Regions from separate parts of the Homo sapiens genome. Here region 2 is linked to region 1. Evidence: chromatin loops called from intact Hi-C (ENCODE). Cell type or tissue: IMR-90. All regions are shown on one strand. Region 1 overlaps CADM1 (cell adhesion molecule 1). Region 2 overlaps CADM1 (cell adhesion molecule 1).

Evidence for each region. A loop is a pair of places that touch in the nucleus more often than their neighbours do. Peaks named below come from ENCODE experiments on the same cell type or tissue, not always from the same donor. Only the 100,000 strongest peaks of a DNase experiment are listed, where the experiment ranks them.
Region 2: a loop joins it to region 1, with 2.5 times the contacts of the local background. A loop is called at or near these places in 1 of 110 quality-filtered maps.

What each region holds. Positions count from the first base shown.
Region 1 is chr11:115,311,506-115,314,005 of GRCh38, reverse strand. All of the region lies in intron 1 of CADM1 (cell adhesion molecule 1), which reads left to right. Among named protein-coding and RNA genes, the nearest start is that of CADM1-AS1, 84 kb to the left of the region's middle. In IMR-90, no CTCF peak of the experiment used is centred here; no DNase peak of the experiment used is centred here.
Region 2 is chr11:115,193,813-115,196,312 of GRCh38, reverse strand. The region is part of intron 9 of CADM1 (cell adhesion molecule 1); the gene reads left to right. Among named protein-coding and RNA genes, the nearest start is that of CADM1-AS1, 200 kb to the left of the region's middle. In IMR-90, no CTCF peak of the experiment used is centred here; a DNase peak (open chromatin) is centred at 1,332.

The DNA of each region.
Region 1 (2,500 bases):
GGATTGTGTTAGTGAGGATAGAGAGCTTCACATTTACAATAGCTTGAATGTTTGGAAATTTTCTTACCTTCACTCACTAGTCTAGGGTGGGTGGTCCAGATCTATGGATGGGTTGGCTTCATCTAGTTGTTCAGTGACCTAAGTTAATGGCAGCTCTGCCACCTTTTGCATGTCACTCTGGAGGCACTCTGGTGTTACTGTTTCAGCTTCCCAGAAGGAGGAAGGAGAAAGTACAGGAGGAGCAACCTCAGGCACTAGGCTGGAAATGGCACACATCAATTCTGCCCACATGGAAAAGAACTTAGTCGCCTGGCTGACCCCGCTTCAGGGAAGACCAGGAAATGCAGAGGAGCAGGCCAGCCTTGTGCCAGGCTGCATGGAAGAAGAGGAAAATGGATTTAGTGGACAGTTAGCAGTCTCTTGGACCTTAGGTTTTTCCCAGTCAGTTAGCTGTCCAGCAGCTTTATATTGTAAAGCTAGTTGATCTTAGACTTTAAATAATATCTAGTACTATCTATGATAATTTCCCCCCTTTAGGTTTCTTTGGGTCCAAGCTATTTATAAATTGTACTAACTGGCAGAGCATTCAGCTTACCTTCTTCTGGTTAATGTCAAGGACTCAGTAGTTTGCACAGACATATTTTTACCCTTTGAAGTGATAAATTAACATTTGAATGGTTGCTTCATTTCCTTCCACTTTTTTATGTCTGGGACACATGGTAGAATAGGGACATTTTTGTAGATTTGTGATTTCTTCTTCATTTGGGAAGATATTGTATGTACTACTGGTATGCTAGTCATTCACTGTATAGGAAAACCCAGAAGGCATAATCACTGTTGTCTGCAAATATTATTATATAGTATATGCTGATGGTCACTGCCTAATGTAAAATTAGGTTTCCCTTCAGGATCTTTGTTTAGAAGCAATTCTTGAGGTGACATGAGAAATTGTTGCCAATATTATTGCTTGCTGCTTTTCTAGTTTTTTTTTTCTCCAAGGATCTAAAAAATCATTTACAGCATACTTTCCTCTGCTTTGATTAGATTTTAGAAACATTGTCTGATTTTCTGCTCACATTGTTTAGAGAAATTATACTCCCAGCCATCTCTTGGCTGCTTTAGGGTGAAATATATCAAAATCTTTGGACATTTTAACCTGTGGTTAGACTGGCTTTAGTCTCTTCTGCTACGTTCCCACAAACAAAGGGTTGTCAGAGTTCTTGCTATGCAATATATTCTATTTTTAAGGTAGGATTTAGATTATTAGTCATCTGATGTTTTAGGTGTTAGCACAACTAGACACTTAATTTTGGTTTTGTGCCAATACAAATCACCTGGAGTTTTATTTTTGGTAAGGTGGGGACAAGAAATCAATCAAGTGTGTTCTAAGCTCTTTGTTTTATGTAGAATGTAATTTTATTTTAAATATACTCTTCCTTGATATATCTTGTTGCTCTAATATTGATACGGCATGAAGTAGAAGTAGGTGTTTTTCCTGAGTATGATTTACTATAAGTCCTGTGATTTCAGCTATATTGAGGCTACTACTAATGGATTAGTACATTCCAGCAGTGTATTTATTTAGCATCCTACCCTCCGGTAATCAAAACATGAGATGCTTCAGTGTAGAATTGCTTGCTAGAGGTGATGGAGAGAAAACACACCTCTCTAGTGGTGATATTAGTCTGTTTTAACTGTCTTGTGAATGTGCTTAATGTCTAGGGCATGTTAAATTGAGTTATCCAAAAATAGAGTCCCTGAAATTTAAATAAAGCGGCATTGGAGCAAGAAACTAATCATTCTTTTTCTGGTAGTTAACCAATTGCCACCTTTCCCGGCTCACTTATTATAGCAGCTCCTATGGCTGTCACTACACTGTCACATTGTTCTGTAATACTCTGTTTACATTTCTCTCTTCTGTACCAGACTGTGAGCTTCTTGTAGGACGGGAATGTGTTGTATTCATGTTCATGGAACTCCTAGTCACTAAATAGTTGATGAACAAATTAAAAGATGAAGAAACATATTAAATACATTGAGTAGGAAAATCTTATCCTTGTGCCGATAGGTGAAAACTAATCTGATGACATTCCTTTAAAGTTTGGACAAATAAGTTGGTATTGGTGATTTCTGGATATAGGGAATCTTTTTGTTGCCCATCACTGCTCATCTGATTAATCTTAGTTTTCTTAAAAATCAAGAAAACATACAGATACCATGTATATTGGTCTAAAATGATAAAAATGATAACATGAAAAAGAGAGTTTTCCTCACTGAGGTGTCTCTGACTTTCTGCAAGCTCCATGCCCACTCTCAGCCTGTTTTCCCATCTGTCAAACTGGGGGCATAATGGGACTTAGCTTTTTGGGACTGTTGGGAGGCCTGAATGAGATATATTTGACCCTTGAACAACATGTGTTTGAACTGCGTGGGTCCATTTATACCTGGATTTTTTTCAATCAAACATGAATGGCAAATATAGTATTTACGGGATATGAAA
Region 2 (2,500 bases), 120 kb after region 1:
AATCTGAAAAATAAGAAGTTAACTTACAGGCTGATCCTGATTTTAGAGTACTAGTTTTAATCGGGTCTTTCCCTGGAGAGAGAGAAAGAGAAGGTGATCTCTTTTTGTGGTATAAGGAAGAGACACTTGGAATGGGACTTTATAGCATTTCTGTGGCAGGTAATAGAGGTGTTTGTGTACTGTGAGAAGCAACTGCCTTCCTATTAGTTTGGAGACGATGTTCAAGTTGGTGAAACCTCAGTAGGATGTTATTGACTAGCAGTGCATGAAGAATACACCTAGAGCCAAGGGATTTATTGTATTTTGTATATATATACTTGGAATTTGACTTCTTAATGGCAGAGGGATAGAAAAGTGATAGATAATCTAGGCTGATCCCTGTATAATACACTTATAAATACATTCTTTACCTTGTCCAAAATCCTCGTAGCATCTTCACAAAGGGCTCCAGCCACTGTTTTAAAGAGCATACTCTTTAACCCACAGCAAAGAAGCTGTAATGAAAGCCAGATAATATCTAAAATTTTGCTTGATGTCGGGGAAAAACTTCCAGGTCAGTTGTCAGGATAGAAAAGGTAATAGAACGTGGTGGAAATTACAAAGCAACATCTGAGATTTCCAAAGAGATGATGATACAGAACTGATTTTATTCTAATGAATTGTAGCTGAAAACCCAACTTCTTCATTACAGCAACCATTTGACTTAGATTCATTTGAGAATAATCTCGAGATGTTTGTTGTGGTGATCTGGGCCTAGAAATGTTGAAAGGTTTGATAACTTAGCAACTTAAATGACAAGACATTAAGTCAATCAGCTATGGGCATCTTATTTGGTCTTAAAAGTTTTCATACTGGATTTCCTTCTATATTTCTGTGTTTTTATAAAAAGGAAAAGAAAAAATAAAAATTTTTAAAGCTTTCCCTTTGAAGACTCATTAAAATATTTTATTCAAGCTTGTTTTGCTAGAGTATGTATGAAGTTTATACCAGTTGTTTATGTATGTTGACCATTTGTTCTTACCAATATCTGATTGGAATAAGCATGTATTGGAAGGTTAGAAGTGCATGGGCATGATTCAAAATCAAGTGGATTTTCTCCAAAAAGAAAGCCAAACAACAATCAGCCACAATGTGCTTTTAAGGATTTAACTGATAGTAAAGATAAATGTGAGTGTTAAGAATGGGATTTTTAGACTAGGCTGACACAAGGGATCTTCTTTGAATAAGGATCTTGAGCATTTGTGTTTTTGGAGCTCATCCTTAAGGCCTGGACAGGAAGAATCCTGTGTTATGTGTGCATGTTGAGCAATGCAAAAAACACTCTGCCAAATCCTGATACCACATGGTCTGAGAAATGCATGAGTGATTTAACGCACGGATGGTGTAGTCATTATGTTCTTGATGTGTGGGTGCGTGTGATGGTTTTCGTTTGTTCATATGTGGGCGCTTCTGTGTCTTGTGCCTTGTTCCTTCTGCCCTGTGTGTCCCCTCTCCCCTTCCCCACCCTCCTCCCCAATGTGAGGGGTCGGGTGACAGCATGCCCATGGTCTGGAATAGTGCTTGTGCTTTTGCTGCACTGCAGTCAGCTGGCTTCCTCTGGGTTTGAGGTCTCTCTGTCTCCGTCTCTCTCTCTTTCTCTCTGTGCCCCTTCTCTCCCCTCTCCATTTTATTATTTTCAAGTCTACCTGTCCTCTTGCTTTTTCACCTCTTAATACAGTAGAGGCTGATGATCTCATGAATTTTCATATCCCCAATGAGTTTTTAAATTGTTCTTAATTCAGTATGCAATTGTGGTAAGACGCAAACTGGAAACCCCTCTGAAGAATAATTTCTCATTTTCAGTTTTGGTTTCAGAATGTTTGGCCTGTGCTAGCTACATGCTCGTACCCTACGAGCACAGCCCTTAGAAAACTGCCCCTGTAGCTCTTCCTTTTCCTGACTCGTTTATAAATAATGCAAACCATGGTCAAATTCTAAAAGCACGTACAATTTTCTTATTATACTTTATATTCAGTTGTGGGGAAATTCTTAAGCCCATTTTAAAGAAACATAGCCAGCAGTGCGCATTACTACAACCGCTATGTCCACCATCTGTGTATGTGCCTCTATGTACATCTCTCTGTATGAGCACATAACAATGGCATTCAAAGGCTGTCATTCAGTCACGGGACTCTGCAGACATTGTACGTTCTACACAAGAGCAAAGCTCAAGAGGTTTACGAATGGCTGCAGGACCTGAAGATTGTGTTTCAGCCTTGATATGCAGTTTGGAAACAATGTGCTACTGTCTAACGGCGTGAACCAAATTTCTGCTAATGGGAAGAAGGGAAAACTCTCCACAAAAGCTGACAAAGCAGGAAGAACAGGATGACTGAGTTTTTAGATTAAAACTCCCGGGGGCGTCTGAACTCATGGCTGGTGGTGGAAGTAAGAGTTTCCATAATATGGCCAAGTGATCAGATGTATGCTGCTTAGGTAAGAGAGAGACCATCGCCTACTT